Regions from separate parts of the Homo sapiens genome. Here region 1 is linked to region 2. Evidence: read pairs that join two places in POLR2A ChIA-PET (ENCODE). Cell type or tissue: MCF 10A. All regions are shown on one strand.

The links. ChIA-PET counts read pairs that join two places held together with the same protein. Peaks named below come from ENCODE experiments on the same cell type or tissue, not always from the same donor. Only the 100,000 strongest peaks of a DNase experiment are listed, where the experiment ranks them.
Region 1: POLR2A ChIA-PET joins it to region 2 with 5 read pairs; 3 of 35 experiments call an interaction of 5 or more read pairs at or near these places.

What each region holds. Positions count from the first base shown.
Region 1 is chr1:6,228,237-6,233,236 of GRCh38, forward strand. It overlaps ICMT (isoprenylcysteine carboxyl methyltransferase), which reads right to left. Exons shown (of 5, transcript NM_012405.4): 4 at 3,666-3,883. Among named protein-coding and RNA genes, the nearest start is that of ICMT, 5.2 kb to the right of the region's middle. In MCF 10A, no CTCF peak of the experiment used is centred here; no DNase peak of the experiment used is centred here.
Region 2 is chr1:6,577,871-6,582,870 of GRCh38, forward strand. TAS1R1 (taste 1 receptor member 1) reads left to right here. Exons shown (of 6, transcript NM_138697.4): 6 at 783-1,885. The coding sequence ends at 1,714. ZBTB48 (zinc finger and BTB domain containing 48) reads left to right here and starts at 2,124. Exons shown (of 11, transcript NM_005341.4): 1 at 2,124-2,266; 2 at 2,671-3,429; 3 at 4,188-4,429. The coding sequence starts at 2,740. LOC107984912 (a long non-coding RNA gene) reads right to left here and starts at 1,563. Exons shown (of 3, transcript XR_002958250.1): 1 at 1,477-1,563. RefSeq lists enhancers at 1,508-2,207, 4,668-4,717 and a silencer at 2,259-2,388. In MCF 10A, no CTCF peak of the experiment used is centred here; a DNase peak (open chromatin) is centred at 2,051.

The DNA.
Region 1 (5,000 bases), 350 kb before region 2:
CCTCCTGAGTAGCTGGGACTACAGGTGCACACTACAACTTCCAGATATATTTTTAGTTTTTTCCTCTGGAGAGAAGGGTTCTCACTATGTTGGCCAAGCTGGTTTCTTTTTCTTTTTTTTTTTTGAGATGGAGTCTCGCTCTGTCGCCCAGGCTGGAGTACGGTGGCGCGATCTCGGCTCACTGCAAGCTCCGCCTCCCGGGTTCACGCCATTCTCCTGCCTCAGCCTCCCAAGTAGCTGGGACTACAGATGCGTGCCACCACACCAGGCTAATTGTTTGTATTTTTAGTAGAGATGAGGCTTCACTGTGTTAGCCAGGATGGTCTTGATCTCCTGACCTCATGATCTGCCTGCCTCAGCCTCCCAAAGTGCTGGGATTACAGGCATGAGCCACCATGCCCGGCCAGCCAAGCTGGTTTCTAATTCCTGGCCTCAAGCAATCCTCCTGCTCTGGTCTCCCAAAGCCACTGTGCCTAGCCAAATAGTAATTTTAAAAAAGAAATATGCGGGTTGGATGCAGTGGCTCACGCCTGTAATCCCAGCACTTTGGGAGGCTGAAGCGGGTGGATCATCTGAGGTCAGGAGTTTGAGAACCGCCTGGCCAACACAGTGAAACCCCTACTAAACCTACTAAAAATACAAAAAATTAGCTGGGCGAGGTAGTGCACAACTGTAATCCCAGCTACTCGCGGGGGCTGAGGCAGGAGACTCACTTGAACCCGGGAGGTGGAGGTTGCAGTGAGCCAAGATCGCACCACTGCACTCCAGCCTGGGCGACAAAGTGAGACTCTGTCTCAAAAAAAAAAAAGAAAGAAAAAGAAATACATGTGGTGGCTCACGCCTGTAATCCCAGCACTTTGAGAGGCCGAGGCGGGTAGATCACTCAACCGCAGGAGTTCGAGGCCAGCCTAGGCAACATGGAAAAACCCCGTCTCTACAAAAATACAAAAATTAGCCAGGGGCTGGGCATGGTGGCTCATGTCTGTAATCCCAACGCTTTGGGAGGCCAAGGCAGGCAGATCACCTGAGGTTGGGAGTTCGAGAACAGCCTGACCAACATGGAGAAACCCCGTCTCTACTAAAAATACAAAATTAGCCGGGTATGGTGGCGCATGCCTGTAATCCCAGCTACTCAGGAGGCTGAGGCAGGAGAATCGCTTGAACCCGGGAGGCAGAGGTTGCAGTGAGCTGAGATCACATGATTGCACTCCAGCCTGGGCAACAAGAGTGAAACTCCATCTCAAAAAAATAAATTAATTAAAAAATACAAAAATTAGCCAGGTGTGATGACACACATCTGTAGTTTCAGCTACTTAGAAGGCTGAGGCAGGAGAATCACTCAAACCCGGGAGGCGGAGGTTGCAATGAGCCGAGATTGTGACACCGCACTCCAGCCTGGGCAGATACTTAGGAGACTAAGGTGGGAGGATCACTTGAGCCCAAGAGGTAGAGGCTGCAGTAAACCATGATCATGCCAATGCACTATAGCCTGGGTGAGAGACCCTGCCTCAAAACAAAACAAAAAACCATACATAAATAAAAAAAATACACACACACACACACACACACACACACACACACACACACATAGAGCAGGTGCAGTGGCTCACACCTATAATCCTTACACTTCTTTTTCTTTTTTTCTTTTTGAGACAGATTCTTGCTGTGTCACCCTGGCTGGAGTGCAGTGGCGTGATCTCAGCTCACTGCAACCTCTGCCTCCCAGGTTCAAGCAAATATTGTGCCTCAGTCTCTCGACTAGCTGGAATTATAAGTAAGAACCACCATGCCTGGCCTAATCCCAGCACTTTAGAAGGCCAAGGTAGGAGGATGGCTTGAGCCCAGGAGTTCAAGACCAGCATGGGCAACAAAGGAGGAACCATCTCTTTTTTTTTTGAGACAGAGTCTCACTCCATCACCCAGGCTGGAGTGCAGTGGCACAATCTCAGCTCACTGCAACCTCCACCTCCCAGGTTCAAGCGGTTCTCAGGTCTCAGCCTCCCGAGTAGCTGAGACTATAGGCATGTGCCACCAGGCCCAACTAATTTTTGTATTTTTAATAGAGATGGGGTTTTGCCATGTTGGCTAGGCTTGTCTCAAACTCCTGATGTCAAGTGACCCACCCACTTCAGCCTCTCAAAGTGCTGGGATTACAGGCAACCGTCCAGGAGAACCACCTCTACAAAAAATTTAAAAATTAGCCGGACGTGGTGGCAACACCTGTAATGTATTCCAGCTACTTGGGAGGCTGAGGTAGGAGGATCACTTGAGCTCAGGAGGTCAAGGCTGCAGTGAGCCATGATCAGAACACTGCACTCCAGGCTGGGCAACACAGCAAGATCCTGTCTTTAAAAAAAAAAAAAAAAAAAAAAGCTGGGCACGGTGGCTCATGCCTATAATCCCAGCACTTTGGGAGGCCGAGGCGGGCAGATCATGAGGTCAGGAGATCAAGACCATCCTGGCTAACACAGTCAAACCTCATCTCTACTAAAAATACAAACAATTAGCCGGGTGTGGTGGCGGGCGCCTGTAGTCCCAGCTACTCAGGAGGCTGAAGCAAGAGAATCGCTTGAACCTGGGAGGCAGAGGTTGCAGTGACCTGAGATCATGCCACTGCACTCCAGCCTGGGCAACAGGGCAACAGAGTGAGACTCCATCTCAAAAAGGAAAAAAAAAAAAAAAAGGCCAGGCACTGTAGCTCAAGCCTGTAATCCCAGCACTTTGAGAGGCCCAGGAAGGCAGACTGCTTGAGCTCAGTAGTTCAAGATGGCTCTGGGCAACTCGAGAAACCCTGTCTCTACAAAAAAAATACGAAAAGTAGTCAGGCATGGTGGTTCGTGCCTACAGTTCCAGCTACTTGGGAGGCAGAGGTTGCAGTGAACCAAGATCGCACCACTGCACTCTGGCCTGGTCAACAGAGCAAGACTAGGTCTCAAAAAAAAAAAAGAAAGAAAGAAAAGAAAAGAAACGAAACAAGGCCTTTTCTTCAGCCTGAGACAGAACAAACCTCCATGGCTCACACAGCTCACTAACACATGGCCTCGGCCCCATTAATACCTATTTCTGATGAAAACTAGCCAAGCTGCCACATGAGTGACAGAGGGCACTCCCTTCCCTAAGCCCCATCTCTGTCCTCACCCCCTCTGGGGTGCTTCAGATCTATTAATAGGTTGAAGGGGCAGAGAAAGGGAGAGGCACAATGGCTCATGCCTATAATGCTAGCACTTTGCGAGGCTGAGGTGGGAGGATCACTTAAGGCCAAGAGTTTGAGACCTGCCCAGGCAACACAGTAAGACCCTGTCTCTACCAAAAAAAAAAAAAGAAAAAAGAAAACAAACAAACAGAGGCAGAAACAGGATGAAGGGATACAGCAGGTAGCTAACAGCACCAAGAATCACCAAGGACTTACGCACCCAGGTTCTGGGCACATAGTGAAAAGCATTAAGGACTACATTAGTTCTCTTGACTTTTATTAAATTATCACTTGAAACGCGCCAAGAAGAACATGTACCTATTATTTAAAGGAGACCAACAACCTCATGAATACACTGAAAACCACTAATTGTATATTTTGAAATGGTGACTTTTATGCTACGTGAATATCACGTTTAAAATGTTACTTAAAAAAAAAAAAAAGAAAAGCAGTGTCATATTTAATATTATACCTGAGTTCCAATACTCCAGTAAAACCACCCGACGTAAGAAGGATGCCGAAACCAAGCGTACACTCCACTGGTCACCAGAGTATGTGTATCTGATTTTTCATTCTGTACCACGTGGTTGAAATTGGAGCCAGCTGTAAACATGGCCGCCTTCCTCAGACATTCTCCGAAGACCACCATCAGCAGCCCTGTGACACTGAGCCAGGTAATCTGCTTCAGTTCTGTGGGAGAGAGACATCAACGACACACGGGGAGTGAAAACACTGGCCTGAGCTCCCCTTCGCACTGCTTAAAATTAACCTATTTTCCCGAAGACAGAAACAGAAAATGTGCTGCTGGGCAATCAGCATTTGTCATCACATTAAAATTTCATAAGAAAACACATTCCCCTAAGTTATGCTGTTCATCAATTTACTTTAAAACACCAATAAGCACAATGAAAGCATCATGGTAAAGAGATGCTCTCCTGCTACAGCTGATGGGCTCTCTGGTTCACGACCCCCGGCCACATGCTCAGTCCTTCATCTGGGGACAAGTATAGCTAAGAGAAGCAAAAAAGGGTCCAAGGTTTCCACCCTGAATCCCAGGAGCCACATGTATTTCATTTCATTGGCTGTGAGACATTCAATTTCAGAGTGCATTCCACATACGGAGGCTTTTATTTTTTGAGACGGAGTTTCACTCTCATTGCCCAGGCTGGAGTGCAATGGCACAATCTCAGCTCACTGCAACCTCCATCTCCTGGGTTCAAGCAATTCTCCTGCCTCAGCCTCCCAAGTAGCTAGAATTACAGGCATGCACTACCAGGCCCGGCTAATTTTGTATTTTTCGTAGAGACGGGGTTTTACCATGCTGGTCAGGCTGGTTTCAAACTCCTGACCTCATGTGATCCACCCACCTCGGCCTCCCAAAGTGCTGGGATTAAAGGCGTGAGCCACTGCACCCGACCTTGTTAGTAAACTCTTTTTTTTTTTTTGAGATGGGAGTCTCGCTCTGTCACCCAGGCTGGAGTGCAGTGGCGCGATCACGGCTCACTGCAACCTCCGCCTCCCGGATTCAAGCAGTTCTCCTGCCTCAGCCTCCCGAGTAGCTGGGATTACAGGCATGTGCCACTACGCCTGGCTTTTTTGTATTTTTAGTAGAGACGGGGTTTCACCATATTGGCCAGGCTGGTCTCGAACTCCTGACCTTGTGATCCACCCGCCTCGACCTCCCAAAGTGCTGGGATTACAGGCGTTCGCCACCGTGCCCGGCCAGTAAACTCTTACATGAAACGTCTAAATATCATCTGATTATAAAATTAGAATCACAACTACTCAAGGTTGGGGCTTCAAATTA
Region 2 (5,000 bases):
TAGACTGAGGTGTGTCCTCTGTTAGAGAGCTGTCATCACAACTCCTACAAAAGCAGTCGTATCCTGAATTCAACCTCTTTCTCTAAATGAATATAGCTATTGTTCCCTTTGTGCCCTCTTGTCCTACTGTCCCTTCTGTTGCCCATGCCAAAGACAGCTAGCTCCTTGAACAGCTTGGCCTGAATACAGATACTAGCGTGTCTGCAGCAGAGAAAAAAACAGCATTCCCCATCCAGAAATGCAAGGTCAAGAACAGAGAGCAAATTAGGTAGCTAAGGACTCAGGTCCTTAGTTGGTGTCCAGGGGCCACATTCTTTCCTTTCACCATCTCTGTAGGGACAGGAATACTTCCCTTCTGTCCTCAGAGGGTCAGGACTCAGAGAAACCACAGAGCAGCAGCTCAGGAAAGTGGTTCATGGAAATGCTGGCAAGAGAGAGGGGTTACAATGCCCTCCCTTGGGAGCAGGCTGCTCCCATCAGATCGTAACCTCTCTGGTATGTGGGCAGAGCTACCAGGTTAAGGTCCTCCCTAGGGTTTGCAAAACCCTCATGGGATCATGAGCCATACAGAACCGACCTGTGTGTCTCCAGAGTCTGTAATTAACACAGGCATTTTGAGGAAATGCGTGGCCTCAGGCCCCACTCCCGGCTACCCCCATCCCACTATGCCTAGTATAGTCTAGCTGCCCTGGTACAATTCTCCCAGTATCTTGCAGGCCCCTATTTCCTATTCCTACTCTGCTCATCTGGCTCTCAGGAACCTTCTTGGCCTTCCCTTTCAGACCTCTACAGATGCCAGCCTTGTGGGAAAGAAGAGTGGGCACCTGAGGGAAGCCAGACCTGCTTCCCGCGCACTGTGGTGTTTTTGGCTTTGCGTGAGCACACCTCTTGGGTGCTGCTGGCAGCTAACACGCTGCTGCTGCTGCTGCTGCTTGGGACTGCTGGCCTGTTTGCCTGGCACCTAGACACCCCTGTGGTGAGGTCAGCAGGGGGCCGCCTGTGCTTTCTTATGCTGGGCTCCCTGGCAGCAGGTAGTGGCAGCCTCTATGGCTTCTTTGGGGAACCCACAAGGCCTGCGTGCTTGCTACGCCAGGCCCTCTTTGCCCTTGGTTTCACCATCTTCCTGTCCTGCCTGACAGTTCGCTCATTCCAACTAATCATCATCTTCAAGTTTTCCACCAAGGTACCTACATTCTACCACGCCTGGGTCCAAAACCACGGTGCTGGCCTGTTTGTGATGATCAGCTCAGCGGCCCAGCTGCTTATCTGTCTAACTTGGCTGGTGGTGTGGACCCCACTGCCTGCTAGGGAATACCAGCGCTTCCCCCATCTGGTGATGCTTGAGTGCACAGAGACCAACTCCCTGGGCTTCATACTGGCCTTCCTCTACAATGGCCTCCTCTCCATCAGTGCCTTTGCCTGCAGCTACCTGGGTAAGGACTTGCCAGAGAACTACAACGAGGCCAAATGTGTCACCTTCAGCCTGCTCTTCAACTTCGTGTCCTGGATCGCCTTCTTCACCACGGCCAGCGTCTACGACGGCAAGTACCTGCCTGCGGCCAACATGATGGCTGGGCTGAGCAGCCTGAGCAGCGGCTTCGGTGGGTATTTTCTGCCTAAGTGCTACGTGATCCTCTGCCGCCCAGACCTCAACAGCACAGAGCACTTCCAGGCCTCCATTCAGGACTACACGAGGCGCTGCGGCTCCACCTGACCAGTGGGTCAGCAGGCACGGCTGGCAGCCTTCTCTGCCCTGAGGGTCGAAGGTCGAGCAGGCCGGGGGTGTCCGGGAGGTCTTTGGGCATCGCGGTCTGGGGTTGGGACGTGTAAGCGCCTGGGAGAGCCTAGACCAGGCTCCGGGCTGCCAATAAAGAAGTGAAATGCGTATCTGGTCTCCTGTCGTGGGAGAGTGTGAGGTGTAACGGATTCAAGTCTGAACCCAGAGCCTGGAAAAGGCTGACCGCCCAGATTGACGTTGCTAGGCAACTCCGGAGGCGGGCCCAGCGCCAAAAGAACAGGGCGAGGCGTCGTCCCCGCATCCCATTGGCCGTTCTCTGCGGGGCCCCGCCCTCGGGGGCCGGAGCTAGAAGCTCTACGCTTCCGAGGCGCACCTCCTGGCCTGCACGCTTTGACGTCACGTCCGGCGCGGAGACGGTGGAGTCTCCGCACTGTCGGCGGGGTACGCATAGCCGGGCACTAGGTTCGTGGGCTGTGGAGGCGACGGAGCAGGGGGCCAGTGGGGCCAGCTCAGGGAGGACCTGCCTGGGTGAGGAGGGCGCGGGGTGAGGGAGGGAGGGGCTGCGGGCCGCCGTGGCTGCCTTCCGCTCGGCCGCTCGGGACCTGTGGGCGCGGCGTGGGCTTCGCTCACCTGTCCCCGGCTGCCGCCCTCCGCCGTCCGGGATCCTCTCACTGTGCCGGGCCAGTCCGTTCGCTCTCATCCCATGTCTCCTTTCCCCAAACTTGGATTTTTCTCACCAGGCCCTTCTTCACGACCCTGGCCCCCCATCCAGCATCCCCCCTGGCCAATCCAATATGGCCCCCGGCCCCCGGGAGGCTGTCAGTGTGTTCCAGCCCTCCGCGTGCACCCCTCACCCTGACCCAAGCCCTCGTGCTGATAAATATGATTATTTGAGTAGAGGCCAACTTCCCGTTTCTCTCTCTTGACTCCAGGAGCTTTCTCTTGCATACCCTCGCTTAGGCTGGCCGGGGTGTCACTTCTGCCTCCCTGCCCTCCAGACCATGGACGGCTCCTTCGTCCAGCACAGTGTGAGGGTTCTGCAGGAGCTCAACAAGCAGCGGGAGAAGGGCCAGTACTGCGACGCCACTCTGGACGTGGGGGGCCTGGTGTTTAAGGCACACTGGAGTGTCCTTGCCTGCTGCAGTCACTTTTTCCAGAGCCTCTACGGGGATGGCTCAGGGGGCAGTGTCGTCCTCCCTGCTGGCTTCGCTGAGATCTTTGGCCTCTTGTTGGACTTTTTCTACACTGGTCACCTCGCTCTCACCTCAGGGAACCGGGATCAGGTGCTCCTGGCAGCCAGGGAGTTGCGAGTGCCAGAGGCCGTAGAGCTGTGCCAGAGCTTCAAGCCCAAAACTTCAGTGGGACAGGCAGCAGGTGGCCAGAGTGGGCTGGGGCCCCCTGCCTCCCAGAATGTGAACAGCCACGTCAAGGAGCCGGCAGGCTTGGAAGAAGAGGAAGTTTCGAGGACTCTGGGTCTAGTCCCCAGGGATCAGGAGCCCAGAGGCAGTCATAGTCCTCAGAGGCCCCAGCTCCATTCCCCAGCTCAGAGTGAGGGCCCCTCCTCCCTCTGTGGGAAACTGAAGCAGGCCTTGAAGCCTTGTCCCCTTGAGGACAAGAAACCCGAGGACTGCAAAGTGCCCCCAAGGCCCTTAGAGGCTGAAGGTGCCCAGCTGCAGGGCGGCAGTAATGAGGTACTGTGCCCAGGGTGTTGGGACTGGGGAGACAAATAGAGGGAATAGACACTTTTTTGGTATAATAGGGACCCTGGGCTGGGTGTGATGGCTCACTCACGCCTGTAATCCTAGCACTTTGGGAGGCCAAGGGGGGTGGATCACTTTAGCTTGGGAGTTCGAGACCAGCCTGGGCAACATGGCGAGGCCTCATTTGTACAAAGACTATACAAAAATTAGCCGGGTGTGGTGGCACACACCTGTAGTCCTAGCTACTCAGGAGGGTGAGGTGGGAGGATCACTTGAGCCCAGGAAGTGGAGGTTGCAGTGAGCTGAGATGGTGCCACTACCCTCCAGCCTAGGCGACAGAGCAAGATCCTGTCTCAAAAAAAAAAAAAAAATATGTGGACCTTAAGACAATCTCTGTTAATGTGGGTTTGGAACAGGCTTTCTCCAAAGGAAGCTGGTGACCTCAGGCTGACCTTTCTGCAAGCCCCAGCTGTTCACGGTTGCCACCTTCCTGAGAGGAGTGGGCAGCATCAGGGTTACAGGTGTTTCCCCAGGGCAGTGTTTCCAGCTGAGCTTCCAGTTCCCCACAAACACAGCCACTTTCCTCTGAATCCAAGATTCAGATGCTCTGCCTTGGGCCCCTGAAGGAACTTGTCTGATGAAGGGACTTGTCAGGGTTGGGGCTTGGGATGGAACTGGAGCTGGGTCCCTACAACTCCTGCTGATTCATTTGGTGACGCCACCCCCTCCTGCTGCCTATTGTGCTCTAGTGGGAAGTGGTGGTTCAAGTGGAGGATGATGGGGATGGCGATTACATGTCTGAGCCTGAGGCTGTGCTGACCAGGAGGAAGTCAAATGTAATCCGAAAGCCCTGTGCAGCTGAGCCAGCCCTGAGCGCGGGCTCCCTAGCAGCTGAGCCTGCTGAGAACAGAAAAGGTACAGCGGTGCCGGTCGAATGCCCCACATGTCATAAAAAGTTCCTCAGCAAATATTATCTAAAAGTCCACAACAGGTAAACGTTCTGTTTTTCTATTTTCTTTTCCTGTCTGCCATTCCCACGTTGGGGGAGGGGTCCTGCACTTCCCACTTCTGGGTGAGGTAGGGGCTGGGGGATCCATCTCAGACCCACATAGTGTCTGGCCTTGGTACACCTCTGATAATCAGGAAGTGAGAGCCTGCTTTGGGTTGGATTCTTCTTCCTTGCTGTCCTGTGAGTACTCTGGTTGGAGATGGGTTTGTGTACATCTTGTCAACAGGTTCCACCCACTGTGGACCTTGACCTCCAGCTGGTCTCTGCTAACAGAATGAGAAACCTGTGGCCCCTGTGCTAGAGCTGGGGCCCAACCTTAGGTGTTTCTGAAGCCTGGCAGTGTGGGCTTGAAGCCTGGCAGTGTGGGCTTTGGGCCACAGTGCCAAGCCTTGGTTCAGTGCTACCTGCGTTTCCAGGGAAGTGTTCACTCTGGGGTGTCAGTGGGGCATTCAAGTCTATTTGTCTAAACCTTCAGCGTCCAATAAAGTAACCAGGAACTCCAGGAGCTATTACAATTTTTATTTTTACATTTAATGGAGACAAGGTTTTGCTC